Linked DNA regions of Homo sapiens: region 1 is linked to region 2. A link is an interaction called in ENCODE POLR2A ChIA-PET data of the cell type or tissue named here. Cell type or tissue: endothelial cell of umbilical vein. All regions are shown on one strand. Each heading gives the region's core, and the rest is flanking DNA. Links, peaks and the distances in the headings are about the cores only.

Evidence for each region. Peaks named below come from ENCODE experiments on the same cell type or tissue, not always from the same donor. Only the 100,000 strongest peaks of a DNase experiment are listed, where the experiment ranks them.
Region 1: POLR2A ChIA-PET joins it to region 2 with 13 read pairs; 9 of 35 experiments call an interaction of 5 or more read pairs at or near these places.

The regions. Positions count from the first base shown.
Region 1 is chr17:40,404,739-40,418,369 of GRCh38, reverse strand. It overlaps TOP2A (DNA topoisomerase II alpha), which reads left to right and starts at 474. Exons shown (of 35, transcript NM_001067.4): 1 at 474-599; 2 at 1,475-1,630; 3 at 1,858-1,948; 4 at 2,302-2,365; 5 at 4,745-4,890; 6 at 5,078-5,175; 7 at 5,399-5,611; 8 at 6,552-6,725; 9 at 6,915-7,016; 10 at 7,124-7,261; 11 at 9,740-9,878; 12 at 10,246-10,403; 13 at 10,696-10,821; 14 at 11,428-11,538; 3 more. The coding sequence starts at 579. RefSeq lists enhancers at 479-568, 290-815. In endothelial cell of umbilical vein, for the core only: no CTCF peak of the experiment used is centred there; no DNase peak of the experiment used is centred there.
Region 2 is chr17:40,323,189-40,340,584 of GRCh38, reverse strand. It overlaps RARA (retinoic acid receptor alpha), which reads right to left. Exons shown (of 9, transcript NM_000964.4): 2 at 9,189-9,728. The coding sequence starts at 9,366. Among named protein-coding and RNA genes, the nearest start is that of RARA-AS1, 11 kb to the left of the region's middle. RefSeq lists enhancers at 14,288-14,347, 15,384-15,453. In endothelial cell of umbilical vein, for the core only: no CTCF peak of the experiment used is centred there; a DNase peak (open chromatin) is centred at 8,344; H3K27ac peaks cover 1,528 bases.

The sequences.
Region 1 (13,631 bases), core at 4,561-12,560, 79 kb before region 2:
CACTCAGTTTCCTCAGGAAAACGAAGCTAAGGCTCCCATTCCCCTCGCTAACAACGTCAGAACAGAGGACAGTTTTTAGATTTCAGGGATCTTAAATAGATTGGCAGTTCCTGGAGAATAAACATCCTTTGCTTTTCTCCTGCACACTTTTGCCTCAGGCCACCCCTTCCCGCTTCCAAAGCCCATCTCTTCCAAGCTTTCCGCACGAGAAAACAAGTGAGCCCTTCTCATTGGCCAGATTCCCTGTCAATCTCTCCGCTATGACGCCGAGTGGTGCCTTTTGAAGCCTCTCTAGTCCCGCCTCCCTAACCTGATTGGTTTATTCAAACAAACCCCGGCCAACTCAGCCGTTCATAGGTGGATATAAAAGGCAAGCTACGATTGGTTCTTCTGGACGGAGACGGTGAGAGCGAGTCAGGGATTGGCTGGTCTGCTTCGGGCGGGCTAAAGGAAGGTTCAAGTGGAGCTCTCCTAACCGACGCGCGTCTGTGGAGAAGCGGCTTGGTCGGGGGTGGTCTCGTGGGGTCCTGCCTGTTTAGTCGCTTTCAGGGTTCTTGAGCCCCTTCACGACCGTCACCATGGAAGTGTCACCATTGCAGGTACGGCTCGCGGGGGGGACTGGCGGTGGAGCCTCCGCGCGGCCCGGGCATCTCTCTGGCCGCCCGTGACGGGTGAAGCTCTGGGGCTGCGGTCAGGCCGGCGACCGGCTTGGGAGCCCATATTCTCCATTCCCGGTTCCGGGGTGATCGTGGAGAGGCGGAAGCCCCTTCTGGTGCTAGTAGTGAAGTATGACCCGGCTTCCAGGGTGTCGTGCGTTGTTGCCCTGTTTCTAGGGGCAGGAGTCCGTTGGTCCCGTAGTGGATCCATGTTACAGCGGCCCGGGTGCGACGTTATTGAGTCGCGCGTACAGATGCTTTCCCCTCCTGCCCGCTGCTTGAAAACGGTCTTGAATGTCCCCGATCTTGGAAAGGGCAGAGCCTAGCACAGTGTTTCTCTGGAGCAGCTGGCCAGCTTACAAAAGCGCCCCCTTCCTGAGTTCACAACGCTCAGGTGGCCAAGGGATTGAACGGATAGCCGCCCAAACTGCTGCTGCCGAACTAGAATTATTTACGGTGTCGTGTGCTCGGGACACCGTAAATAATTTATAATAATAGGCACTCGGTAAATAATGTATGCAGGAACTGAAAGAAGTGGGTGTATTTTATTGATGACATCTACCATGTTGCTCAAGAAAAGAGGTTTCCAGACAGACCCACTTGGTGAGATAATATGTGTCTGTTTAACCTGACACCTGGGGACCTGGCCGCAGCGAATTTAAATTGTCCTATTTGTACAAAACTGGCAACTCCACCACTGCCTACTAACAGATTGCAATGCATGTTGACATCTCACTATGGTAGGCATTTTGTTCCTAGTTTAGGGTAAACTTATGATTAAAAATTCCCTTCTTTCTCTCTTTTTTTTTAATTGCTAGCCTGTAAATGAAAATATGCAAGTCAACAAAATAAAGAAAAATGAAGATGCTAAGAAAAGACTGTCTGTTGAAAGAATCTATCAAAAGAAAACACAATTGGAACATATTTTGCTCCGCCCAGACACCTACATTGGTTCTGTGGAATTAGTGACCCAGGTAAAATCAAGCTCATCAAAGGCAGTTAACCTAGTAGTTGAAATGGATACTCTTCTTTCTGTACCTTTCATGTACTGAGTGTGACCTTTCTGTATCTCTCATGTACTGAGTGTCACTGGAACTGGCCTAAATATGGTAATACTTAATATGAACACTTTATGGTAATCATGATAACAGAACAATGAATATAGAATAAAAATAACAGTATTTCTTTGCCTTATTTCTAGCAAATGTGGGTTTACGATGAAGATGTTGGCATTAACTATAGGGAAGTCACTTTTGTTCCTGGTTTGTACAAAATCTTTGATGAGATTCTAGGTGAGTAAATCCTTTAATATAAAGATCTGGTCAAATCTTTCATAAGAAGTATCATTCCAAATAAAAATTTAAAAAAGATAAAAGTAAAAACAAAAAGTATCATTTCTACCAAACCTGCTGTAGCCAGGGCTCCTGTCATTTCAATCAGTTGATAAAGGTGAGCTGGTTTCCTGGAGCCCAGGAGGTTGAGCTTCTCGTAGAAACAGTACTATGGACAAAAATTGCTAAATTAACACCTTGTTAATGCCACTCCTGTGCTGTTTGGGAACTTTTTTTTCTATATCTTACTTAGAGTTACAGAATGTTTCTTAAAACACTAATTTCTTACAAATGTATATTTTATTTTCTTTCAGTTAATGCTGCGGACAACAAACAAAGGGACCCAAAAATGTCTTGTATTAGAGTCACAATTGATCCGTACGTCTTTTGCTTAGTTTTTGTTATGTAGCTCGTTGCTATTGTTAGCTGCATGTATTTTGATTACTGGTGAAGTTGGCTTTTCCTAAACAGAAGTTGAGAAAAGTACACAAAAGCAGAATGCTAAAATGAAAAACCTATGGATACCCACCACCTAGATCCAACAGTTGCCAACGTTTTTCCATATTTTCTCCATCTTTTTTTTAATTAGTTAATTTTTTTAGAGGAAGGGGTCTTGCTATTTTGCCTGGGCTGGTCTTAGAACTCCTGGCCTGAAGCAATCCTCCAGTGTTGGCATTATGGGTGTGTGCCATGGCACGCGGCCTATTTGCTCTGGATCATTTCAAAATAAATTACAGGACTTATGACACCTAATCCCTAAATATTTGAGCAAGCACCTTCAGTAATTGCTTTAAGTATTCTGGCATCTGGAGTTTTAACTTTTTCTCATGATGCTATTCAAACAGTAAACCAGTAGGTGGTGGTAGAGAATAATTTGATCTGACATTTCTGCTTATAAATGCGGGGTGTCCCTTAGTGGGTGATCAGGGTGCTTATTTCACTTTTTTGTTAGTCTGATTGATTATGACAAAGTATACCTGGATTTTCCTAAGGACTCAATATCATAGTCTTTAAAAAATGTTGAGCTAGGGCCAGGCACGGTGGCTCATGCCTGTGATCCCAGCACTTTGGGAGGCCGATGCGGGCGGATCACAAGGTCAGGAGATCAAGACCATCCTGGCTAACACGGTGAAACCCTGTCTCCACTAAAAATACAAAAAATTAGCCGGGTGTAGTGGTGGGCGCCTGTAGTCCCAGCTACTCGAGAGGCTGAGGCAGGAGAATGGCATGAACCCGGGAGGTGGAGCTTGCAGTGAGCCGAGATTGCACCACTGCACTCCAGCCTGGGTGACACAGCAAGACTCTGTCTCAAAAAAAAAAAAAAAGTTGAGCTAATTTTAATTAGTTTTTTTTATAGATAATAAGTACTATGTAGAACAAGAACCATAATGTATATCGAGTTATTAACTAAAATATAGTACCATCCAAGAATTAACTTAAAATAACTGAAATAAGTTTTCAGCATTTTATTTGAGAGCAAGGCAGTTTATGATTGATATTGGTTTTCCTTTTTTTTTTTTTTTTTTTTGATGGAGTTTTGCTCTTATTGCCCAGTCTGGAGTGCAGTGGCATGATCTCGGCTCACCGCAACATCCACCTCCTGGGTTCAAGCAATTCTCCTGCCTCAGCCTCCAGAGTAGCTGGGATTACAGGCGCACACCACCACACCTGGCTAATTTTGTATTTTTTTTAGTAGAGATGGGGTTTCTGCATGTTGGTCAGGCTGGTCTCGAACTCCTGACCTCAAGTGATCTGCCTGCCTTAGCCTCCCAAAGTGCTGGGATTGCTGGGATTACAGGCGTGAGCCACTGCGCCCAGCCTGTTTTTATGTACTTTGTTGAGTGGGAACGAGATGTATAGATGATCCTCTTGAAAGGGGTATAATAGGCATGATGACTCACTCCTGTAATCCCAGCACTTTGGGAGGCCAAGGTGGGAGGATCAGTTGAGCCCAGGAGTAGTTTGAGACCAGCCTGGGCCATATAGTGAGACCCTCATCTCTACAAAAAATTTAAAAATTAGCCAGGTGTGGTGATGGACACCTGTAGTCCCAGCTATTCAGGAGGCTGAAGTGGGAGGATTGCTTGAGCCCAGGAGGTCAAGACTGCAGTAAGCTGTGATCCTGCCATTACACTGCAGCCTGGGTGACAGAGCGAGATGCTGTCTCAAAAAAGGAGTGGGAGTGGTGTATAATAATGTTTCCAGATTGTCCTTTTCTTTCCATTGGGCATAAATCATTTCCCTCTGTTTATCCTAACATTTTAAAATTTTGTATTTTTTCAACATTATCAGTGTCTATTCAGGTGTTGGAAAAGGTTTTTTTTTCCTCTTGACTCCTATTTCAGGAATGTCAGGAACTAAGCATGGTGGGAAATGTTCCTGCTGAATTTCAGAAGGTATATATGAAAAGTGCCAAAAAAATTGAGGGCTGGGTATGGTGGCTCACATCTATAACCCCAACACTTTGAGCAGTTCTCCTGCTTCAGCCTCCCAAGTAGCTGGAATCACAGGCATGCGCTACCATGCCTGGCTAATTTTTTTTATTTTTAGTAGAGACGGTTTCAACATGTTGGCCAGAACTCCTGGCCTCAAGTGATCTGCCCTCCTCAGCCTCCCAAAGTGCTGGGATTACAGGCACAGGCCACCGCGCCCAGCCTGAATATACATATTTTAGAAATAATAGTATTTAAATATTTTTAAATGTTAAGCATTCGTTTAATGTGTTGTAAAATACAATTTTCAATCTTTTTTTCTTAGGGAAAACAATTTAATTAGTATATGGAATAATGGAAAAGGTATTCCTGTTGTTGAACACAAAGTTGAAAAGATGTATGTCCCAGCTCTCATATTTGGACAGCTCCTAACTTCTAGTAACTATGATGATGATGAAAAGAAAGTGACAGGTAGAGTATTGAGGGGAAATAACATATTTGTTGCTAAAAATATATATATTTAAATGACTGTCTGTGGCATGAGGGTTAAAGATATGGAAATAAATCTCTATAATTGAATAGCTCTGCCAGTGATTAAGAAATAAAGCTGTCAATGAGATAGTAACAATAAAATAGTGTTTCATATTTATTTGCCCAGGTGGTCGAAATGGCTATGGAGCCAAATTGTGTAACATATTCAGTACCAAATTTACTGTGGAAACAGCCAGTAGAGAATACAAGAAAATGTTCAAACAGGCAAGTAAATAAGTGTCTTGTACCTTAATGATAAATGGTAGTAGTATAGCCATTTATAATGGCATTAATGATTGGTTTAATTTAACATAATTTATAAGCTATTGAAGTATGGAAAATTATAAGCATATATATTAGGTTATTAGGACTCATAAATTTATGTTATTTACTTCCAGTTTGTGAGATGACTTGAATTTTTCATGTTTCCTATTCTTTACTTCCATAGACATGGATGGATAATATGGGAAGAGCTGGTGAGATGGAACTCAAGCCCTTCAATGGAGAAGATTATACATGTATCACCTTTCAGCCTGATTTGTCTAAGTTTAAAATGCAAAGCCTGGACAAAGATATTGTTGCACTAATGGTCAGAAGAGCATATGATATTGCTGGATCCACCAAAGATGTCAAAGTCTTTCTTAATGGAAATAAACTGCCAGTGAGTATTTTCCTGGATGTTAAGGATAATAAGGGATTTTGTAATCATTGTCAAGTGCAAAATTGAATTTTTTCCCCTCCCATATGTTTTTGTTTGTTTGTTTGTTTGTTTGTTTGAGACAGAGTCTCACACTGTTGCCCGGGCTGGAGTGCAGTGGCACGATCTCGGCTCACCGCAACCTCCACCTCCCAGGTTCACGCAATTCTCCTGCCTCAGCCTCCCAAGTAGCTGGGATTACAGGTGCCTGCCACCACACCTGGCTAATTTTTTGTATTTTTAGTAGAGACAGGTTTCACTATGTTGGCCAGGCTGGTCTCGAACACCAGACCTCATGATCCACCCGTCTTGGCCTCCCAAAGTGCTGGGATTACAGGCATGAGCCACTGCACCTGGCCCAACCATATGTATTTTCTTACCACTTCTCACATATGTTCTTGAAAAGAGAATGGTATGCCACATTTTTTAATCAGCTCATTTTAAACTTACCGAAGGAATTTCTTTCTCAAAGAAACACCTAAAATAAATATTTCATGTCCTTTTTTTATTTTCCTTTTTCTTTCTTTTCTTGATAACCTCGCTGTGTCACCCAGGCTGGAGTACAGTGATGCAATCACGGCTCACTACAGCCTGGACCTCCCAGGCTCAAGCGATCATCCCACCTCAGCTTCTGGAGTAGCTGGAAATGCAGGCAGCACCACCATGCCCAGCTAATTTTTTTTTTTCTTTTTAATAGAGGTGGGGATCTCACTATGTTGCCCAGGGTGGTCTTGAACTCCTGGGCTCAAGTGATCCACCCACCTCGGCCTGTGTCCTTTAATGACCATTCCCTTATGCCTATCAGTGAACATCATTGCATTGGTTTTGGAAAGTCCTCATAGTCTATCATTGAACCTATTTTTTAATAACTTTCTTAATACTGTTACCTTTAATTCCTGTACAGGTAAAAGGATTTCGTAGTTATGTGGACATGTATTTGAAGGACAAGTTGGATGAAACTGGTAACTCCTTGAAAGTAATACATGAACAAGTAAACCACAGGTGGGAAGTGTGTTTAACTATGAGTGAAAAAGGCTTTCAGCAAATTAGCTTTGTCAACAGCATTGCTACATCCAAGGTAATTTTATTCTTAAATTATTAATCATGATTTATCTTTACATATATGTGTTCTTATTGTTTTTAATATATAAAGTGGACTTGAATATTGGGCTAGCTTAGTATAAAGGAGGTTAAATTAGTTTTTAATGTTTGATTATTATAATTTTGAGGATACTGAGTTTTACAGTTTGGTATTTTTCCTTATTAGGGTGGCAGACATGTTGATTATGTAGCTGATCAGATTGTGACTAAACTTGTTGATGTTGTGAAGAAGAAGAACAAGGGTGGTGTTGCAGTAAAAGCACATCAGGTATGTGCTTTTGGCAGTTTTCTTTTTCTAAAGTCAAGGAAGAAGAGAAAGGCTATAAATAAAGCATGAGTACATTTTTAGTGGCTTAATATCAACTTCTATTGCAGGTGAAAAATCACATGTGGATTTTTGTAAATGCCTTAATTGAAAACCCAACCTTTGACTCTCAGACAAAAGAAAACATGACTTTACAACCCAAGAGCTTTGGATCAACATGCCAATTGAGTGAAAAATTTATCAAAGCTGTGAGTACTTAGAGGAAAATAAAAATAGAAACACCTGACTTTATTTTCCATTGCACTTCTTAGCTCTGCAGAAACAATGATTCTTCTCATAGTGAGCTTCTCCAAGTCTTCCCAATCTGAAAAGGAAGTAAAAAAGGGCTTTACTTTAACTGATTTACCAAAGACTTAATGACCGTCTATATTTCAGTATTTCCCAATTACATTTTACCATTAAGCTTAGATCACTTTTGAATTAATCTAGCTGTTTAACAAACACCCTCACTTAAATGCCTAAGACTTGCTTTCAGTCAACACATCCAAAATTGAATTTGTTACCTCCATACTCACTGATTTGCCCATACAAGCAGCCCCCCACTCTCCAACAAAAAAACAACTTCCTATCTTAGTAAAAAGCCCCAACCAACCTCTAGGTTGTATAAACAAGAAAGCTGGGAGCCTTCCTTTATTTCCCCTCCTCTCTAATCCGGTCAATAAGAATCATCTCTTGGATGCTGCAGTAGCTTCTCACCATTATCTCTTTTTTGGTTTACTACAATAGGTTCTTAACCTTCATACTGGTTAAGTCCTTTCCTTGGAATGCTTTTGAGTGACTTTTGTGTTAAAACACCCATTTTTATCTTCACTCTCATTTGAAATCTTTCAATGACTTCCACTCAGGGAAAGTCCAAATTCCATAATTTGGCCAACAAGAAAGATCTGCTGTAATCTAATTACACCTACTTCTCCAACTCATCTCAGTGCCAGTTTTTCGTATATTGTCCTGTTGCTTTTAAATTACTGAAAAGCACAGTGCTCTTCCCCTCCTCAGAGTTTATTCACATGCTAATCCCTCTGCATGAAATACATCCTTTTCACCTGGCTACTTTAGGTCTTGTCCTTTCCTCAGGAAAGCCTTTACTTTCTACCCTTCCCCCCACCTAAGTTGGTTCCAATATAATATTGAACATACCTTATTAGCAAACTTTTTGCTTATCCATAACACTTATAACACTGTAACTTATTTTATTTCTGTCTTTTTTTTTAGGCAGAGTCTCGCTCTGTCGCCCAGGCTGGAATGCAGTGGCACGATCTCGGCTCACTGCAACCTCCGCCTCCTAGGTTTCAGTGATTCTCTTGCCTCAGCCTCCCGAGTAGCTGAGATTACAGGCATGCATCACCATGCCTGGCTAATTTTTTTGTTGTTGTATTTTCAGTAGAGACAGGGTTTCACCATGTTGGTCAGGCTGGTCTCAAACTCCTGACCTCAAATGATCCACCCATCTCGGCCTTCCAAAGTGTTGGGATTACAGCCATGAGCCACTGTGCCCAGTCTTTTTTTTTTTTTTTTTTGAGACAGAGTCTTGCTGTGTTGCCCAGGCTACAGTGCAGTGACGTAATCCTGGCTCATTGCAATCTCTGCCTCCCAGGTTCAAGCGATTCTCCTTGCCTCCTGAGTAGCTGGGATTCTCCAGCCTCCTGAGTAGCGGGGATTACAGACATGCACCATCACATCCAGCTAATTTTTGTATTTTTAATAGAGATGGGGTTTTACCATGTTGGCCAGGCTGGTCTTGAACTCCTGGCCTCACTTGATCCACCATCCTCGGCCTCCTAAAGTGCTGTGATTACAGGCGTAAGCCACTGCACCCAGCTATGTCTGTCTTCTATGTTGTGTCTTAAACTTGATGAGGACAAGTGTCTCAATTTGTTTTATTTGTGTCTAATTTTATTTATTTATTTTTAATTTTTTTTTTTGGAGACAGCTTCTCACTGTTTCCCAGGCTGGAGTGCCGTGGCTTGATCTCAGTTCACTGCAACCCGCGCCTCCCAGGTTAAAGCAATTCTCCTGCCTCAGCCTCCCAAGCAGCTAGGATTACAGCCATTTCACCACCACCATGCCTGGCTACCCTTTTTTTTTTTTTTTTTTTTTTTTTTGAGACGGAGTTTCACTTTTGTCACCCAGGCTGGAGTGCAATGGTGCGATCTTGGCTCGCTGCAACCTCTACCTCCTGGGTTCAAGCGATTCTCCTGCCTCAGCCTCCCGAGTAGCTGGAATTACAGGTGCCCACCACCACGCCAGCTAATTTTTGTATTTTTAGTAGAGCCGGGGTTTCGCCATGTTGGCCAGGCCGGTCTCAAACTCCTGACCTCAGGTGTTCTGCCCACCTTGGCCTCCTAAAGTGCTGGGATTATAGGCGTGAGCCACCGTGCCTGGTCTAATTTGTTTTAACCACTATATCTCCAACAAGTAGCTCAGTGCTAGCACAATATAATTATATAGTAAATATTTATTGAACGAATGAACCAAAAGGAGCAGCTCCCTCAGTGGTGATAACCTGACATGGGAAGATGTGCCACCCTCTATCCAGAAATTATTGTTCTACATCTTTTTAATTTTTGAATCATTTTTATTTGTATTAAGGCTCATTTGTATTCTAGATTTCTGATAGATCCCTTCTTCCCTAATATGATCCCTAATATGAATCTTCTCGTTTTCAGGCCATTGGCTGTGGTATTGTAGAAAGCATACTAAACTGGGTGAAGTTTAAGGCCCAAGTCCAGTTAAACAAGAAGTGTTCAGCTGTAAAACATAATAGAATCAAGGGAATTCCCAAACTCGATGATGCCAATGATGCAGGTATATATTTAATAATGTTTCCAAACTTTTAAGTCTTATAGTTGTTATTTTATTCATTAATGGCATACCACGGATATTTATTTTTCCCTTGACAGAATAACTATATTCAACAGAATAACTTGTTAAAAATCGGCCCGTTTCCTATTATGGAAGATTTAGGTCATTTCCATGTTATAAATAATATTGAGGTGATTATTTTGGAGTATAAAACAAGAATGTTTATATTATGATCTATTACCTAACAAATAATTTTGCTCATTATATAGTAAATTGTGTTTTATCACAAGGCTATAAACAGCATGTTCAAGTTAGTATATTTGAGGTTGAACTAAATGTGCTAATATTAATATGTATATTTTTATTTTAGGGGGCCGAAACTCCACTGAGTGTACGCTTATCCTGACTGAGGGAGATTCAGCCAAAACTTTGGCTGTTTCAGGCCTTGGTGTGGTTGGGAGAGACAAATATGGGGTTTTCCCTCTTAGAGGAAAAATACTCAATGTTCGAGAAGCTTCTCATAAGCAGGTAGAATATAAGACGATCTTCAGAATCTAAATCTAATTTATAATACAAGACTTTATGCTTATATTTAATTCCCTCATTAGGCATTTTAAAATATATTTTAGACAATTTGTGCTTATTTTGAGAAATTAGGTACATTGTAGCCTATTTTAACAGACCTTTCTGATGTAGTAAATTATAAGCTAATAGCTCAAAATACTGGAGCTCAAGAAAATCCAAGCAACATATACTGTTAAATTTCTTTGTTCTTTTCAAATTTATAAACGATGCTTTTTTTGGTATATGTCCATTTCAGATCATGGAAAATGCTGAGATTAACAATATCATCAAGATTGTGGGTCTTCAGTACAAGAAAAACTATGAAGATGAAGATTCATTGAAGACGCTTCGTTATGGGAAGATAATGATTATGACAGATCAGGTCAGATTTGTTATTAAATTTTTAGATTGTTCAACTAAATTAAGCATGTCTTAATTTAATTTCATTGTTTTTTGCCATGAAAATAAATTAGTTAAATAGGAGCTTTATTCATCATCTCTAATCAACATCTAATCAGATATGCTTATATCATATGTATGTTGCAAATACAGGTTAAGTGAGTCTGGATTTGAACAGACCTTTTTTGATTCCCATAGAAAATTTGACAAATTGCCAGTAGGTCAGTCATAATATTTTTTTATTTCTAAACAATTCTTTGTTTGTTTGAGATGGAGTTTCGCCCTTGTCGCCCAGGCTGGAGTGCAATGGTGCAATCTTGGCTCACTGCAACCTCCGCCTCATGGGTTCAAGCGATTCTCCTGCCTCAGCCTCCCGAGTAGCTGGGATTGCAGGCGGATGCCACCACACCCAACTAATTTTTGTATTTTTAGTGGAGACAGGGTTTCACCATGTTGGCCAGGCTGGTCTCGAACGCCTGACCTCAGGCGATCCGCCTGCCTCGGCCTCCCAAAGTTCTGGGATTACAGATGTTAGCTACCACGCCCAGCCTAACAGTTCTTTTGAACTTTGGCTTTCAAATCTTTCTAGGACCAAGATGGTTCCCACATCAAAGGCTTGCTGATTAATTTTATCCATCACAACTGGCCCTCTCTTCTGCGACATCGTTTTCTGGAGGAATTTATCACTCCCATTGTAAAGGTACGCTAATTTCTAAGTACCATCATGGATATTTTAAGACCCTACTCCTCAAACCTGGATATACATATAAGCCCCGTCACATGTAGTGGTATACAGGGGACCCCACAGTGTACAAAGCCACAGTCATTGTTTTTTATCACAGGTATCTAAAAACAAGCAAGAAATGGCATTTTACAGCCTTCCTGAATTTGAAGAGTGGAAGAGTTCTACTCCAAATCATAAAAAATGGAAAGTCAAATATTACAAAGGTTTGTAATGAAACCCATATAGAACTTCTCATTTTATTATACACCCTGTACAAGACTATATGAAGGAACTTGGTATTTTTGGTTTTATAGGTTTGGGCACCAGCACATCAAAGGAAGCTAAAGAATACTTTGCAGATATGAAAAGACATCGTATCCAGTTCAAATATTCTGGTCCTGAAGATGATGCTGCTATCAGCCTGGTAGGTTTGAGTTGTATTTTATATACATTCTAATTTTAGAAATCACTACTTTAGCCAGTTGAAACATTTACATTTTTGTATAAGACTCCGTATCAAAAAAAAAAGAATGTTTTATAGAATAGAATGTTTCCAGTAAGCATATCCCAGAGAAGGAATCAGATATTTTAGAAAATTTTGATTTTTGGCTGGGCTTGGTGGCTCATGCCTATAATTCTAGGACTTTGGGAGGCCAAGGCAGGTGGATCACCTGAGATCAAGAGTTGGAGACCAACCTGTCCAACATGGTGAAACCCCCTCTCTACTAAAAATACGAAAATTGGCCGAGCGTAGTGGCTCACGCCTGTAATCCCAGCACTTTGGGAGGCAGAGGCGAGCAGATCACAAGGTCAGGAGATCAAGACCATCCTGGCTAACAAGGTGAAACCCCATCTCTGCTAAAAATACAAAAAATTAGCCGGCCGTGGTGGCACGCAGCTATAGTCCCAGCTACTTGGGAAGCTGAGGCAGGAGAATCGCTTGAACCCGAGAGGCAGAGGTTGCAGTGAGCCGAGATCAGGCCACTGCTCTCCAGCCTGGGCAACAGAGTGAGACTCCATCTCAAAAAAAAAGGAAAAAGGCCAGGCGTGGTGGCTCACGCCTGTAATGCCAGTACTTTGGAAGGCTAAGTCGGGCAGATCACAACGTCATGAGATGGAGACCATCCTGGCTAACACGGTGAAACCCCGTCTCTACTAAAAATAAAAAAAAATAAAAAATAAAAAATTAGCCGGGCTTGGTGACACGCGCCTGTAATCCCAGCTACTCCGGAGGCTGAGGCAGGAGAATGGCGTGAACCCAGGAGGCGGAGCTTGCAGTGAGCTGAGATGGTGCCACTGCACTCCAGCCTGGGCGACAGAGCGAGACTCTGTCTCAAAAAAAAAAAAAAACAAAAAAGGTCGGGCGCAGTGGCTCACACCAGTAATCATAGCACTTTGGGAGGCCGAGGCGGGTGGATCACCTGAGCTCGGGAGTTCAAGACCAGCCTGACCAACATGGTGAAACCCCATCTCTACTAAAAATACAAAATATTAGCTGGGTGTGGTGGCACGTGCCTGTAATCCCAGCTACACGGGAGGCTGAGGCAGGAGAATCACTTGAACTTGGGAAGTGGAGGTTGTGGGAGCCGAAATCGTGCCATCACATTCCACAAGAGTGAAACTCCATTTCAAAAAAAAAAAAATACAAAAATTAGCTGGGCGTGGTGGCGGGCGCCTTTAATCCCAGGGGCTCAGGAGGCTGAGGCAGGAGAATCGCTTGAACCTAGGACGCAGAGGTTGCAGTGAGCCAAGATGACACCATTGCACTCCAGGCTGGGCAAGAGAACAGTAACTCCCGTCTCAAAAAAAAAAAAAAAGGAAAACAGTATTTTTGTTTTTCTGTTGTTCGTTCTTTGTAGAAGGATATTTTGGAACCTATTAGCCTATTAGTACCAGTGACATCTTTTCATCCTTTAATTTATAGGCCTTTAGCAAAAAACAGATAGATGATCGAAAGGAATGGTTAACTAATTTCATGGAGGATAGAAGACAACGAAAGTTACTTGGGCTTCCTGAGGTAAAAGTTTTAAATATATGCCACAAAATGGATTGTTAGACTGACCTTTTGG
Region 2 (17,396 bases), core at 5,304-13,303:
CAAAGAGTAGAAAGGAGTGTAGTTCCAGTTAAAGGGCGAGTCTGTGCAAAGGCCCTGGGGTTACAGCAGTTGATGAGTTCATTGAAGGAACTGGCAGAAGGCTAGAATCATGGGGCACAAAATTCAAAAGGAAAAGGTACACAAGACCAGGCTAGAGAGGTGGGCTCAGGCCAGACCAGGGGGGCTTATAGGCCTCAGTAAGGCTTTTGGATTTTATCCTAAATGCAAGGAAAAGCCATAGAAAGGTTCCAAGCAAAGGAAAGATCAGATTTACAGTGTAAAAAGATCTTTCCAGTAGTTGTGTGAAGAATGGATTATAGGAGGGCAAGAGAGACCAGGTAAAAGCTACTGCAGCAGTCCAGGCATCAGACAAGGGTGGCTTGGCCTAGGAAACTGGAAGTGCTGATGGACAGAGGAAGGTGGATTCAATAAACATTTTAAAGGTACAAATAACGTGGGGGGGTGGGGGTAAGGGGTATGGGAAAAGAGGTAGCAAAGAGACTTGTGTGTGACTTACGCATCAGTGAAGTTCCTGAGACTGCAAAGCAGAGAAGTCCACTGGGCTGCTGGACAGGTGGATGTGGGGCCCTGAAGTGCAGTCAGGGCTACAGATGGAATGCTGGGGTCTGGGGGCAGGTATGCAAATCTTGACAGTGGATGAGACTAATGGCGAAGAGGACAGAGTGCTTCCATGCCTTCGGGATCTTTCAAATGATGGAGCAAGGCTCTGCGCTCACAGCTGCAAGGCGCTAAGGGACCTGAGACTCTGTCCCTGCCATCAAAGACCTTGTGGTCAGGAAAAGATGTCCCAAATGGTTACAGCTCATGGCAGGAACAGGGGAGAAGCAACTTCTGGGTAGCGAGATGAGTGTTGTTAAAAAATAAATAAGGACCCACAGGCATTCTAAGTAGGGAGGCAGAGTGTGGCAAGCAAGGGGGAACATCTGTGAAGATTTCTGGGAAGAGGCGGCATTCAAGATGTTCCTTGAAGGATAGATAGGATTTCCGGAGCTGGAGAGGAGAAGCTAGGGCAAGAGGCCCGTTCTGGGCAACAGCAAGGTCATGGGGCAGGTCAGAGCAGAACACAGTGTCCTGGGGCAGTGGGAGAAGTGGGAAACAAGGAAGGCTCTGGCCCGCAGCTGGGGCTGGGGGGCCTCCAGCGGCAGCTGTCTGCAGGCCTGGGGCCCCATCCTGCTCAGCCTTATCCCTCCCTCAGCTCCTTCTCAGGGCTTTGCGTTTAGTAAGCCCTCAGCAGGTGCAGGCCAAACTGGCCCCCACTTGTGCCAGGCAGGGCCCCCTCCTGTCCCCAACCCCATCTGGAGGGGACAACAAACAGGAAATCATGAGGCCCAGTGCCAGGTGGACACTGGCTCCCAGTATAGAGTGGCACCATCCCCCAAGACAGTACCCAGCTCTACCCTGCCCCTCACTATCACAGCCTTGCTGGGTACGTGAAACTCACCAAGGGCCTCAGCAGGAAGCAGGCGACCGTGGCCTAACGGCAACTCGCCCAGCCAAGGAGAGATTAGAAGTTTTGCTCTATTTTTTTATTTTTATTTATTTATTTGAGACAGAGTCTCGTTCTGTCACCCAGGCTAGAGTGCAGTGGTGTGATCTCAGCCCACTGCAGCCTCCACCTCCCGGATTCAAGCAATTCTCATGCCTCAGCCTCCCAAGTAGCTGGGATTACAGGTGTGCACCAGCATGCCCAGCTAATTTTGGTATATTCTGTAGAGATGGGGTTTCGCTATTTCGCTATCTTGCCAAGGCTGGTCTTGAACTCCTGAGCTCAAGCAATCCTCCCACCTCGGCCTCCCAAAGTGCTGGGATTACAGGCATGAGCCACCGTGCCCACGCTTTTTTTTTTTTTTTTTTTTTGAGTCCAAGTCTTGCTCTGTTACCCGGGCTGGAGTGCAATGGCGCGATCTCGGCTCACTACAACCTCCACCTCCGGGTTCAAGTGATTCTCCTGCCTCAGCCTCCCGAGTAGCTGGGATTATAGGTGTGAGCCACCGTGCCCAGCCAGAAGTCTTGCTTTAAGGAGGAGGAAACAGATTTGGAGAGAGCTTGGGTGACCTGCCCAAGGCCACACAGGAAGAACTGTCCTTTAAGACTCCTGCCCATGGAAGGCCCTTGGTCTGTGGGCTGGTTGAGGTTTCCAGCAACCCAGAAGTCAAAATGGGGAGGGGAGCACCTCTATTTCTGACAGCCAAAGGTTGAGTGGCCTCCAGTCAACCCTGGGAGGCCCAATCCCTCGCTGTGCCCCAACTCCACAGAGGAGGAGGAGGAAGAAGGCACTGCCCCAAAATGACTTAGAGATGGAAACCACTTCCTCTTCCCACAGACACTACTCCCTCAAAGGGCAGGCAGGCCTGCACTGGTACAGCCCCATAAGCAACACATCCCTTGGCATGGGGTAGACACAATACCTCGGCCCTGACCCACCTAAAAGGAAGACGGGCTTCCTTCCCTGAGTTCCCTCCCCGCGTCTATGCTGGGATCTTGTCCAGAGGGAACCTGTGCATTATCCTTGCTGGGAGATAAAAGGTGAGGGACCCCATTTTCATTAAAAACTCCATGTCATGTTCTTTTGTCTGACTCTACATTTCGGACTCCAAGAAAGGCATTGCTAGGCAGCACTCCCTCCACCTGGGCTGTCCCTCTGCCTGGGCTGTCCCTCCGCCTGGGCTGTCCCTCCTATTGTCCAGGGAAAGAGTGGGAAGCAGGGAAGGAGGCAGTATGCACAGACTGCAACAGCGAGGAAGTGGCAGAGGATAGGAAGAAGGGAAGGACACAACCTCCTCCTTTCTGCCTTCTGCTGGGGCTCACCCAGACCCTCGGGCATTCCCCAGTCTCTAGGCACACGAAGCAAACATGCAGCCACCCTTTTGGGGCTCCCATCCCCGGCTCCTCTGTTGATGGCTTGCAACTTCTTTGCCTCCATCCACAAATTGAAACAAATTAAGAATAAGAACTGTGGCTTTTACATTCTGTTCCTTCAGTGTCTGGAGATCGGGGGGAGGGTGCCCGCTGAGTTCTGCAAACTCCCGTGGGCTACAGCGGGCAGATTTGGGGGTGGGGATGGTGTGAACAGATTGTATCCACAGCTTCCAGGACAGGATGGAGATCTGGCCCAGGCCCCTTATCTTTCTTTCTCTCCAGCCTTCAGGATCCAAAACAGAGAGGAGGGGGTATGGCTTGGGCCTTCCCTACACCCCCTACCGGGGAAAGGTAGGTTCTAAGGCAGAGAAAGGGCCTCTACAGTGGGGAAGGGGGTTTCAGTCAGCACTAAGCCCCACCCCCCACACTTCCCACACCCAAGAGTGTGCCCCACAATCCACTCTCAAAGCTGCCTATGTAGATGGTGGAAAACAGCCCAGCTTTACAATCCTACAGTCATGATTCTGCAGTACTTTAACCTCCCCCAGCACTGTGTCCTCTGTGTAAGTGGGGATAATGTCCCTCTTCCAGGATTGCAGGGATTAAAATTTGTAAAACACAGACAAAGCCCCTGACACACAGTAGGTGCTCTATAGATGTTAGCATCCCATTCTCTCCAGCTCCCACCTACAAAGGGTCTGGGTCACGGCCAGGCACAGTGGCTGATGCCTGTAATCCCAGCACTTTAGGAGGCCGAGGCGGGCGGATCACAAGGTCAAGAGATGGAGACCATCCTGGCCAACCAACATGGTGAAACCCCACCTCTACTAAAAATACAAAAATTAGCTGGGCGTAGCGGCACACGCCTGTAGTCCCAGCTACTTGGGAGGCTGAGGCAGGAGAATCGCTTGAGCCCGGGAGGCAAAGGTTGCAGTGAACCGAGATCGAGCCACTGCACTCCAGCCCGGGTGACAGAATGAGACTCCGTCTCAAAAACAAAACAAAAAAATAACAACAAGCCGGGCGCGGTGGCTCATGCCTGTAATCCCAGCACTTTGGGAGGCCGAGGCAGGCGGATTGGGAGGTCAGGAGATCGAGACCATCCTGGCTAACATGGTGAAACTCCATCTCCACTAAAAATACAAAAAATTAGCCGGGCATGGTGGCATGCATCTGTAGTCCCAGCTACTTGGGAGGCTACAGGAGAATGGCTTGAACCTGGGAGGCAGAGGTTGCGGTGAGCCAAGATCGTGCCACTGCACTCCAGCCTGGCTAACAGAGCTAGACTCTGTCTAAAACAAATAAATAAATAAATGAATAAATGTCTTTGGCCAGGTGCAGTGGCTCACACCTGTAATCCCAGCACTTTGGGATGCCGAGGTGGGCGGATCACCTGAGGTCAGGAGTTCAAGACCAGCCTAATAAGGAGGAACCCCATCTCTACTAAAAATACAAAAAAATTAGTCCAGCATAGTGGCGGGCGCCTGTAATCCCAGCTACTCAGGAGGCTGTGGCAAGAGAATCGCTTGAACCTGGAGGCAGAGGGTTTCAGTGAGCTGAGAGATTGCACCACTGTACTCCAGCCTGGGCGACAGAGCAGGACTCCGTCTCAAAACAAACAACAACAAAAAAGAAACATGCTCAGAGAGGTTATCAGCAAGTTGTATGTGACATAAATGTCCAAGTTGTTGTTGTTTTTGAGACAGGGTCTTGCTCTGTCACCCACCAGGCTGGAGTGCAGTGGCGTGATCATAGCTCACTGCAGCCTCAACCTCTCAGGCTCATGCAATCCTCCCACCTCAGCCTCCCGAGTAGCTGAGACTATAGGCACACGCTACCACACCTGGCTAATTTCTTCTCTTTGGTAGAGGCAGGGTCTCACTATGTTGTCCAGGCTTGTCTCAAATTCCTGGGCTGAAGTCCCTACCTCAGCCTCCAAAAGTGCTGGGATTACAGGCAGGCGCCACTGCACGCAGCCAGTGTCTTAAGTTTTATTTTATTATCTTTTTTTTTCGGAGACAGAGGCTCGCTCTATCCCCCAGGCTGGAGTGCAGTGGCATGATCTCGGTTTACTGCAACCTCTGCCTCCTGGGTTCAAGCGATTCTCTAGCCTCAGCCTCCCGAGTAGCTGGGATTACAGACACGTGCCACCTCGCCTGCCTAATTTTTGTATTTTTAGTAGAGATGGGGTTTCACCATGTTGGCCAGGCTGGTCTCAAACTCCTGACCTCAGGTCATCCGCCCGCCTTGGCCTGCCAAAGTGCTGGGATTACAGGCATGAGTCACCACGCCCAGCCCAGTGTCCAAGTTTTAAACTCAGCACTAAATGCCTACTCCACAGCCCCCAGTCAGACCCCTTTGCCCATGGAATTCCCAGGGTGAACAAAAAAAGGCAGATCAGTTCTCCCCTCCAGCCAAGAAAGGTTAAGAACCCAAACGAAAGACCACTCCTCTTTAAACACTCTGTGCCCTAAGTCACTCCCCCTCCCAGCCCCAACACCAACACACAGACAGGCTGACTCTCCCTCCTTAGCTCTGGATTTAATTCCCCCAAAACACACTCAGCTCTCTAACCCTCTCACCCAATACACACAAGTCATTAATCCCCTTCCCAACACACACCCAACCGTGACCCCACCCCCAAAACACACACAGCCCTGACCCGTAGTGCACACAGAATCTGAGACCTCCACAGTAAACACCAGTCTTCAGAGACCAAGCCCCAGGGGCCAGTTTAGGGGGCGGGGAGAATCGCCGGACCATCTCTAGGGCTCCCACCCTGGCTGTAGCAGAACAAATACACAGCCCTCCCCACAGTGACCTGGAGAGGGTTTCTGTTGGTCCCATAGGCTACTAGGTCTCTGAAGGGCGCACCCAGGCCACCTAATGTGCTGCCTCCTCCCCACCTGGGGAAAGGGATGAGGGGGAGGAGGGACCCAACACCTTTGTTGGATGGGGAATGGGAGTAGGAAGCCTCATCAGCAAGAATTCCTACAAAAAGGGTATGGGCAGACTGGGGCATACCACTGCTCCTGCAGGAATGGAGGACCATGGATTGCCACCTCTCCTGGGAACTGCCTCACCCTCAGCACCAGCCCTAAGGCCAGGCAAGCAGGGAAGGCTAAACTGCCTCCATCTCTGAGGCCAGGCATGTGATAATTTTATCTGCCATGCTTTCCTACTCAGAGCTCAGGAGCTCTGTCCACCAGGCAGCCCTGGCTCTGCAGAAGGAGGGAGATGCCAGGCTCCCTCAGACCCATGGCCACACCTTGTCCCAGAGAAGAGGAAGGTCAGTGAGAAGCTCAGAAGCTAAGGGTCTGGGCAGGGAGAGAAGTTGTTGTTGTTTACTAGGGAGAGGGGAGGGGCAGGGAAACCAAAAGGCTCACAGAGGGAGGGGGCAGGAAGGGGGCATTGCCTAACCTGGGTGGAGAAAGCCGAAGAAGGCTACACTTGCCTGAAATGTGGGCACCCCACCCACATTTGGGGAGAAGGTTACCAGGATGGGAAGCCTTCCCCACCCACCTCTAAGAAAGAGGAAGAAGCTTGCAACATTGAGGGGAGGGGAAGGCAAAGCATTTGCTCCCTCTGGCCAGGATGGGCAAGGATGGGGCCAGGCCCCAGCCCCCACCTCCAACCCTCCAATGAGCCCAGGCTCCAGATGGACAGAGTGTCTGGGAACTCTGTTGCCATCACCTGGGTTAGGACAAGTTGTCCACAGGCACCAGGTCGCAGGTCCCTAACTCCTCCCCCGTCAAAAATCCTACCCTGAGCTGGGTGCAGTGGTACATGCCCATATCTCCAGCACTTTGGGAGGCCAAGATAGGAGGACTGCTTGAGCTCAGGAGTTTGAGACCAGCCTGGGCAACATGGTGAGACCTTGTCTCTATGAAAAATCAAAAAATCAGCCTGGTGTGGTGGCACGCACCTGTAGTCCCAGCTACTCGAGAGGCTGAGGCAGTAGAACGCCTTGAGCCCAAGAGTTCAAGCCTGCACTGAGCTATGATCATGCCACTGCACTCCAGCCTGGGAGACAGAGTGAGACCCTATGAGAAAAAAAAAAAAGAAAGAAAGCCAGGCACAGTGGCTCATGCCTGTAATCCCAACACTTTGGGAGGCTGAGGCGGGCAGATGACTTGAGGCCAGGAGTCCAAGACTGGCCTGGCCAACATGGCAAAACCCCATCTCTACTAAAAATACAAAAAAAATTAGCTAGGTGTGGTGACACGCACCTGTAATCACAGCTACTCGGGATGAGGCATGAGAATCGCTGGGAGGCCGAGACTGCATTAAGCCAAGATGGTGCCACTGCACTCCAGCCTGGGCAACAGAGGAAGACCCTGTCTTAAAACATAAAAATGGCCAGGCGCGTTGGCTCATGCCTATAATCCTAGCACTTTGGGAGGCCAAGGCGGGCGGATCATGAGGTCAGGAGTTCAAGACCACCCTGGCCAATATGGAGAAATCCCGTCTCTACTAAAAATACCAAAAGTAGCCGGGCATGGTGGCGTACGCCTGTAGTCCCAGCTACATGGGAGGCCGAAGCGGAAGAGTTGCTTGATTCCGGAAGGCGGAAGTTGCAGTGAGCCGAGATCGCACCACTGCACTCCAGCCTCGGTGACAGAGCAAGACTCTGTCTCAAAAAAATAAATAAATAAATAAAAATAAAACCCTACCCTGTCAGGAAGCAGACAGTCTTCTAGTTCCAGTGATCCAAGTCCAGAATGTAAATCACAGTCCCTTTAAATGCAGTGAATATTCTACAAAGATACACCAATGCATTCCCTAGTAGCCCCAAACCCCAGAGGCTGGCCTCTCCCCATCACTAACACAGACTATAGGACCAGACCAGAATCAGAGTCCCCAGACTCCATCCATCCCATACTCCTATATGAGGTGGAGAGAAGAGACAGCAGAAACAGAAGATGAAGGTTTGATAAGGGGTGGCAGGAGAAACTGAGGCAGCACCTGCCTGCCCCCTGGCCCCAGGGCATAAAGGGCGGGGAACACAAAGAAACACAGACATAGAGTCCCTGCTCCTGGTGGCTGGTGGAGCCTGGGAGGGAGGGGGCCACAGCTAAGCCAGAGGAGGCGATCCAGGAAGCAGTGGTGGTGGTGGGCACCCAGCCAGTGCGGGCAGTGAGGCGCCCAGCCAGGGCCTGCCCCAGGGACAAAGAGACTCCCTGGCTCCGGGGAGAGAGCGCTGCCCCCACACTGAGAAGGGGGCACTGACCCAGCCCAGCCAGGCACATAGGGCAGTGGTGCCAGGCAGCTTGCCAGCAGCCGTGAGAGGGGTGGTGGGTGCACAGGGCAAGGTGTGCAGTCCCTGCTGGCCAGGAGAGGTGGGGACACGTTTCCCAGGTCAGCAGCTGACCAGCCGGCCAGCCAGCAGCCCATGGCCCATTCTGCTGCTTCCACCCTCTCCCGTCCCAGGCCAGGCCCCGGCTCCCTCCTCCCCCCAGCCCTGGCCTGGCGCCCAGCTGGGCCCTGGGGGCCAGAGTTACTGTAAGCGGCCTGGCAGGCCCCAGCCCTGGACTCTGCCAGCTGGCCAGAGCTGCCGCCACCTCCCACTACCTGGCTCGGCCAGCCGGCGAAGGGTACTGAGACCCCTGCCCAGCCAACAAGTGACCTCCATGGCAGAGGGTGGAGGCAAGGAAAACACAGGCCCTGCCAAGACCATGCATGCGTCCGAGGCCAGAGTCCAGGCCAAGTGTCCCCTCCTGGGACACTCACCCTATCCACCCAGCTAGACCGTGGGCCCCTCCCTCTCATCCTCCCCACAAAGGGAAGCACATCCTAGCATGGCCGGGGGTGGAGCTGGCAGGGGGAGAGGTGGGGTTCCAGCCAGCCTTCCTCGGTCTGCTCCTTCAAGCCCTTTCCCTCAGAGGCACTGAGTGGGGGTGGGGCGTAGGTGGTGTGCTGCTCTCACTCTAGGTAGAGCTGCCATTTCCATCAAATGTCAAGAGGTTTGTTTACCCACCTCCAACCTGTGTGTCCAGTCCTTGGAGCTATTTATAAGGCCCCAACAGCAGAGCACAGAAGAGGGGTGCGAGGGCCACTGCAGGCCAGAACAGCATGGTTTCATCTCCCCCTCTGCCACCCCCAACTTCAAACACAACCACCATGATCAGCCTATAGGCCATAGGGCTTTCATTTTTAAGACCTCAAATGATGGTCACCCCAACTGGAGAAGACCTTGTCGCTCACCGTGCCTTCCACTCACAGCAGAACAGACGTGCCCAGAGCCCAAGCTCTGAGGCCTGCCACCCTCCACAGTCCCTTCCCACCCCAGCCCCCACACCCAGACTTACTGGCTGGGGATGGTGTGCTATATCCACTAACTGGAAGCTGGTGCTGGAGAGTGGTCAGAGCGCCTGGCGGGGAGAGTCCACCCAGCATAGGGGGGAAGAAGAAGGCGTAGGGAGGCACCGGGTACCCATTGAGGTGCCCGCCCCCAGGTGTCGGGCAGGAGCTGCTGTTGCTGGCCATGCCAAGCGGCCACAGTCAGAAGGGAGGCAGACAGTCTGGCAGGGGGCTCTGGTGGGCTTCAGACCACCCCTCCTCGGGGCATGGGGCCTGGGCCCAGATGGGGTTTGGGTGGTCAGCCCACCCGCCCTGTCCTGGAGCTGCTGTCCAAAGAGGGCAGGCTAATCTCAGTCTCCTGGAGCCCCCACCCTAGCTGGGGGCCAGGTGGGTTGGGGGATGTCTCAAGAGCCGGTCCTTTGGTCAAGCAGTTCTGTGAGCTGGCACTTTTCCTGGGAAGGTCCAGAGCTGGCCTTCAGGGCACCAAAAAAGATGCCACTCCTAGATGGGCCCCAGCTAGGTGGCTGAGGGGGCCATGTCCTGTGATGCTGCAGAAAAAAGAAAGACAGGTGAGTGGGCACTGAAGAACAGGCACACAGGCATTCCCCGTGGAGCTCCCCAACCTGGGCTGCCGGAGATTTTCCCGTGGCACCCAGCTGAGCAGACAGCTGGCACCATGCCTGGCTGGCAGAGATGACCTGGAAGCAGGGCCCAGACACTGCTGGGGGTGGCAGATAGCACAGCCAGGCTGGGGAGACAGGGACAGAGCCCAGAACCTTGGAGGGCCTCTCACCCACAGTCCTGAGGGGAAAGGGTCCACAGTGCCACCTCAAGGGATCACTGCAGCAGAAACGGGCAGCTGGCCCTCCTTCCCCCAGTGAGGGTTACCTGAGGTCAAGATGCAGAGAACGTGTGCTGGGGGGGAAGAGGGAGGGGGAGGAAAAGCCGCTTCCCTAAAGCATTGGCACTTCTCAGAAAAATGACTCCTAAGCCAGGGGGCCCCTCTTACACCACTTCCCCCCCAGATCCAAGCCCCAGCACCCCAGACGGGTTTGTCCCACAGGCCCTGGGAGGAGGCCCATTTACGTACACACTAATAGGAAAATGGGAACCAAGGACTCCTAGGTATCACCTCCAATGCTTAACAGCATGGATGGTCCAGGGGTAGGCGATGTGTAGGAGGGCAAGGACCGCCCAGGAAGCCTCCTACCCCCAGGCAATGAAGGAGAGATTGATCTCAAGGTTCACCCACATACTTCTGTCTGCAGAAGCAAAACACATGAACTGGGGTGGGAGGTGGGCAGAAGATGAAAGGCCAGATGCCCCCTTCACCAGTGTGAATACAGATCCACACCCTGTTTGAACAGCTGGCACCAGAGGATATGCACAGATAATACCATGGGGTAGAGACAGAGACAGAGATGAACCCAGAGATTCCATAACACAGTGAGACAGATAGGCAGCAACAAGAGCAAAGAGAGAGAACACGAAGAACATATCCATACGAGGACAAGAGGATGTTTCAAATCCATTTTGGGTACAGGTTATATATAAATACATATGCATGTATTTATATATGAAAAATACATATATGAAAGACAAAAGAAAAGAGACAGACAAAAAGAAACATGGCCAATCAAAAGCACAATGAGGCTGGGGGCGGTGGCTCACGCCTGTAATCCCACCACTTTGGGAGGCTAAGGCAGGTAGATCACCTAAGTCAGGAGTTCAAGACCAGCCTGGCCAACATGGCAAAATCCTGTCTCTACTAAAAATACGAAAGTCAGTTGGGTGCGGTGGCTCACACCTATAATCCCAGCACTTTGGGAGGCTGAGGCAGGTGGATCACCTGAGGTCAGGAGTTTGAGACCAGCCTGACCAACATGCCGAAACCCCATCTCTACTAAAAAATACAAAAATCTACTAAAAAATTAGCTGCGCATGGTGGCAGGTGCCTGTAATCCCAGCTACTTGGGAGGCTGAGGCAGGAGAATCGCTTGAACCAGGGAGGTGGAGGTTGCAGTGAGCTGAGATCACACCATTGCACTCCAGCATGGGTAACAGAGCAAGACTCCGTCTCCAAAAAAAAAAAAACACACACACAAATACAAAAGTTATCCAGGCGTGGTGGCACATGCCTGTAATCCCAGCTACTCAGGAGGCTGATGCACGAGAATTGCTTGAACCTGGGAGGCAGTGAGCCGAGATTGTGTCACTGCACTTCAGCCTGGGCAACAGAGTGAGACTCCATCTCAAAAAAAAAAAAAGCACAATGAGATACCACTTCATACCCACTAGGCTAGCTCTAATAAGAAAGACAGATAATAACAAGTACTGGCGAGGATGTGGAGAAATTGGAATCCTCATATATTGCTGGTGGGAATGTAAAATAGAATAGCTGTTTTGGAAAACAGTTTGGCAGTTCCTCAAAAGGTTAAACACAGCGATGGCATATGACCCAGCAATTCTACTCCTAGGTATCTACCCAAGAGATATGACAACGTAAGTCCACAGAAAGACTTATACATGAACATTCACAGCAGCGTTATTCCTAATAGTCAAAAAGTGGAATCAACCCAAAAGTCCATCAACTGACGAATAAATAAAATGTTGTATGTCCCTACAATGGAACATTATTCTGCCAAAAAAAGAATGAAGTACTGATACTATGATATGGATATTCCTTGAAAACATTATACCGGTTACAAAGACCATGTATTGTAGGATTCCATTTATATGAAATATCCAGGATAGGCACATTTATAGAGACAGAAAGCAGACTTGTGGTTACCAGGAGCTGGGGCGTGGATTTGAGGAATATGGGAAGTGACTGTTGCTGGGTATGGGGGCTCTTTCTGGGGTGATGAAAGTGTTCTAAAATTGATTGTGGTGGTAGTTGCACAACTCTGAATATACTAAAACCACTGAATTGTACACTTTAATGGGTAAATTTTATGGTATGTGAATTATATCTCAATAAAGCTGTTTTAAAAAGAAGAGGAAAGAAAGAAAAGAAACAGGGCCACAGAGACTCAAAATAAGGACTGTCCATTTCCAACACCCCCTATACCTTGCCACTCCACCCCAAGCTCAGGCTACACTAGGTTCCAAGCTCTGAACTCCAGACTCTAGCCTCAAATCTGGAGTCCAGGGGACAAGCACATGGCCAGCATTTGGTTGAAGACCAGGCCTGGGAAGGGGGAGTTCCTGCCAAGGCCACTGTGGAAGAGGCCAGGAATTCTGGCCCAGCTGAGCCAGCCAGCCTGTGTGGAACTGAGGGAGAGAGGGTGGGAGGGGACAGGTACTGGGCTAGGGAGGGGAGGCTGCCCCAGGAGTAAAATCTGGACCTTGCTAATAACCACGATTTTTACTGTTACTCATTATGACAATCATAGGGCCTCTCTCCTCACTCCTGAATAAAGAGCTCCCTTCCTACCCCAGGCCCCTGCCAATTCCCTCCTAGGCTGAGAGGGCTGATGTCAGAGGAACAGGGGCCCCACCCACTGGACCAGTTGCCGCCCTGGCCCCCTCCCAACTCCTGTGGGGCCCCACACAACGGGAACTGGAGCTGGGGGAGCCATGCAAGGGAAGAAGAGGCTGGCAGAACCTCATCAGTTCCTACAGTTGGACCCTCACACACAAATACACATACAAACTCATGCATGCAGGTCTACAGAAAACATCTGGGTGGGCAAGAGCACGCCTGCAGCCCCAGCCTGTGTGTGTGCAGGCATGCATGTGAGGAGAAGGAACCTGGAGATACCATCTCTCCACACCTGGGCTCCACCACACAATGAACACAGCTCAGAAACTGCATGCATGGGCCCCAGTACACAGCTCCCCAAAGACACAACCACAGCCCCACAGTCTCCCAAACTGTACATTCTCCGAACCTCACACAGCCAGGGTGGCCCTTGTACCTGCTGCTTCTGCCAGAAGATGCTCTGAGGTCCTCCCTGTGGGCCCAGCCCATGCACCAGGTCCACAAACACTCAGGTGAATTCACATCCACAGAGGCCTGCCTCTCTCAAGGTGAGGCCCAAGGGGCAGCTAACCCAAAGTGAGGCCTCTGTAACCCACGCTGAGGCCCAGAAAGCCATCACTCCAGATCTCAGGCATCCTGACCCAGCCTTTGGGGGTCGGGAGGCCAGTTTAGTCAGTCCAGCCTGGACCCTCTGGAACCCACCCTTGCTCCCAGAGAAGAGAAAACCACAGCCACCTCAACTCTGCCCCAGTGGAGTTTGAAATTGAATCAAACTTCAATCCCCACTACCCCCACCTCACCCCCAGCCCACCACCCACACACACTACAGGGCAAGGCTGGAAGGCCTCCCCAGACCCCTATCAGAGCCTCCAAAAAGCCTAACCCAGCTCTGCCTGCAAATTTCAGTGCAAATTTACTCAGCTCCCTGGGGAGGGCCTTGAGCCGCAGGAGGGCTAAAGGTCACAGAAATAGGCCAAGGGCCAGAAAGACCAGAGAACAGGGATGGGCAAGGGTAGGGATGACCAGGGTGGGCCCAAAAGGGCACAGACTCTGCCTCAGAAGGTCCATCAGAAGCTATGACCCTCAGAGAGACACCTGGGCCCCAGCCCCCTACACCCCAGGGGTGGAGAAGGCCTCGGCAGAGAATCGAAACCAGTACCAAAGAGAGGGAAAACAAACTACCCACATCCAACCTCCACCCTATGCCAGCCACCTCCACTGCCCACGGGCACCCTCCCCTGAGAGAGAGAAAACCACAGGCCCACACCTCCAATATATGGAGCCTAGCCTAAGCACAGCAGAAAAAGGGGTAGGGGGCTAGAGCACCTGCAACCAGCCCCACACTCCTGCCCACTGGGGCCGCTCTCACCCTCAGAAGGTGCCAGGATCCCTTCTCCAGCATCAGCATCCCTAGCTGCCCACGCGTTACACCCCAGAGTCACACACCTAGAGAAAAAGGTGAGAGCTTTCTGAGCCACGAAGATGGGAGAAAGAACCAGAAGTCGGAAGGGTCAAATCTCAGCTCTGCCACTCTGGGTGACCTTACGCAAGTCACTTAACCTCTCTAAGCATCTGTTTACTCGCCTGTGAACTGCCTACCTCAACAACGAGCTGTGCGATTTCAGACAGGAAGTCCTGGAAAGCACCCAGACCAGAGCTTGGCACAGGGGAGGCCCGGGCAACTGGAGCCCTCCATCCCCATGCCTCTTGCCACCACCTTGGTGCCCCTCAGCAGTCGGCCTGCTTTCCCTTGCCTCACCCCACCCAGGGCAACATCTGTTGACGGGGCCAGGAGGGAGAATTACCCATTTCCCAGGGTCTGCTTCCCTCGGATGGAGGAGAGGGATGTGGGGAAAGGGATATTCGGGGTGTGGGTGGAGGCCTGACCACAACCCATTCCCAAATTCCCTTCTTTCATTTCACAAACCAAAAAAGGGAAACCTTTGGATTTAGGGAGGGGAGAAGGGGAAGAGAAATAGACCATTTCCTCCCTTATACTCAGGACAGAAGAGCAGGGGACCCCAAACTCAGCCGGGACTGGCCCCAACCTCTCTTCCTCATTCATTCTCTCTGTTCTCCAGTCTCCCCCAAAACAACGGTTCCCAAGAAATAGAGGTCAGGCAGTCTCAGAGGGGCTGAGAGAAGGGGAAAAGTATTGGGGAGCTTAAAAGAAGGGGAGACTGGGGGTTTCCTAAGCATTCTAGACAGTTAGTGAATCATATGCAAATGACACCCAGAGCTCAAGCTCAACTTGGGCAGGAGGGACTCTAGCCCTGGCAGAAACAAAGCCCTGCCGCCTTTGGACCCCTGTCCCGCCAGGAGCTGGCCAAGCAGGGCAGAACAGAGTAGATTCAAAACTAGAACCATTTAGAAACTTTCCAGGAAAACACACTCCCATACATACAAAGCCACAACCTCTCCCCTCCCCAGCGCCCCTCATATCTGCAGACAGGGGTTGGGGAGCAGTGATGACTACTCCCCGCTTTTTCAAGGGTCCCCTCTGGCCAAGGCTCTCACCCCTCTCCTCCCTGGCAAGCCTACAATCCGGCCACTCGGGTCCTCTGTTTCCTGTCTGTTCACCAGGGTCTGGGCTGCAGGAAGCCAGGTTAGCCCAGCCTCTTTTTATTTATTTATTTATTTATTTATTTATTTATTTATTTATTTATTTTTGAGATGGAGTCTCACCCTGTCACACATGCTGGAGTGCAATGGCGCAATCTCGGCTCACTGCAACCTCCGCCTCCCGGGTTCAAGCGATTCTCCTGCCTCATCCTCCCTAGTAGCTGGGGTTACAGGCACCTGCCACCACGCCCAGCTAATTTTTGTATTTTTAGTAGAGATGGGGTTTCACCATGTTCACCAGGCTGGTCTCAAACTCCTGACACGGTGATCTGCCCGCCTCGGCCTCCCAAAGTGCTGGGATTACAGGCGTGAGCCACCACGCCCGGCCAGCCCAGCCTCATTTTAAAAGAGGCTTCCCTAGGAGGGCTGGAGAAGGATCACCTGAGGGTGGCTGGGATAGCTGGAGGGTGCCTCTTCCCCACCAACCCCACAGAACCCCAGGCCAGCCTTGCTAGAGCTAGGACTGGTTTGAAAATCTGCCCTAGTCAGTGCAGGCCATAAGCATGTCCTCTTGGGAGTTAGGGGAAGGAGGAAGCCTAGTGTCTCACTTCCGGGTGCTACCACTGCCCATTGCCTCAAGACACAGTGCCTTGTCCCAAAAGAATAGGTCCAATGTCTCCACAGCTTGTACTCCACTCAGCCCAGGGTTTTTCCCCAGCTACACAGAGCTGCAGGACCCCCACACGCCATAATCTCACCAGTGACTGGATACCAGGCAGAAAGGGTGACTGGACAATCCAAGCTCGGGGCAGTCCAGGTTCTAGGAGGAGGAAGTGGGGGTCTCTGCTGGTCAGGGCTGTGCTCCCAACTCCTCCATCCCCAGGGGCCATACCCCAGATCCCCCGGGGGACATGGTCAGGACCTCTGAAGCCCAGGGTGTCTGAGAGGTCCACGTAGAACCAGAACTGAAGCCTCCCTACTCCAAGCAACGAGTAGGTGAAAGGGCAGGGGGTAATTCAGGCCTCAAGAAGAGGGACCAACCCACAGGGAAGGAAAAAAAAAATGGGAAGAGGAAGAGATGAGCCTACTGAGGCCACAGCCAGACCACAGAAATGTGTGGACCATACGCAGGCAGCTCTGTTGGGTGAGGGACCAAAGGGGCACAGACAAAAGGGGACCCCCTAGCTTGGAAACCACCGACCTCACATCCAGCCTGGCACGGGGCTTTCCCCACCCTCACACCTTGGCAGCTGCCCCCTCACCACTACCTCCCCTCCATGCTACCAAGCAGGAAGCACAGCTCTCTCACAATGGGGGGACAGCTTACAGAGATACAGGCAGGGCCAGGGTGGGGAGATAGGCTGCAGCAGCCCTCACCCCTCCCCTCAGCTCAGCCCAACCCTGCGTATGCCATATTCTGAGTCCCAGGGCAAACTGCCAGCAGGACTAGATGGTACCAGCCCCCTCTCAGCATCCCACCCTGGGGACCCACGCTGCAGGGAATCCAGGAATACACCCCCCCACCAAGTCCTGCCTCAGGATATCCTTTTGGCTCTGACCCCAGACCAGGCCTGAGTCAGACTGTGCCCTGCCCCATACCCCCCCTCCGACCCATTGACCCCCCCCCAAGCAACTTCCTACTCCACACCCGCCTACTCAGTTGGGGCTAGAACTAGGGGGAATCTCTTCCCCTCACCATCCCCAGCTGAACAGGGAAGCCCACAGGTGGATAGGGATAATAGGTCACAGATCCCCATGGCCTTCCCCTTAGAGAAGAGCGCCTGCCAGACAAGGGAGAAGCGGGTGCAGGCTGTGTGTGCAGGGGAAGGCATAGTCTGCAGAGCCCCCACCTCCCCAGCCCCAAACACATGCAACCTAGGACCCTGCCCCACAGCCCCTTGACACTCCAGCCTGGAGTCCAGGAAGCCACAGAAACTCCCTGGGGAAGGTGGTTTCCATCAGAACACAGGATGGGAGCAGGCTCCAGAACTGTATATGAGGACAGATAGGGAGCACAGAGGTTCCCTGAATGGGCATCTCTATGAGCGAGAGGAACCCCGGCCAGAGGGGACAAGGGCTGCAAAATCAGTCAGACTCACAAAGTCACAGCCACGGTCAGGCACAGCCAGATGCGGTCACAGTCTCCCCAGCACTCAGTCTGAGTAGGTGG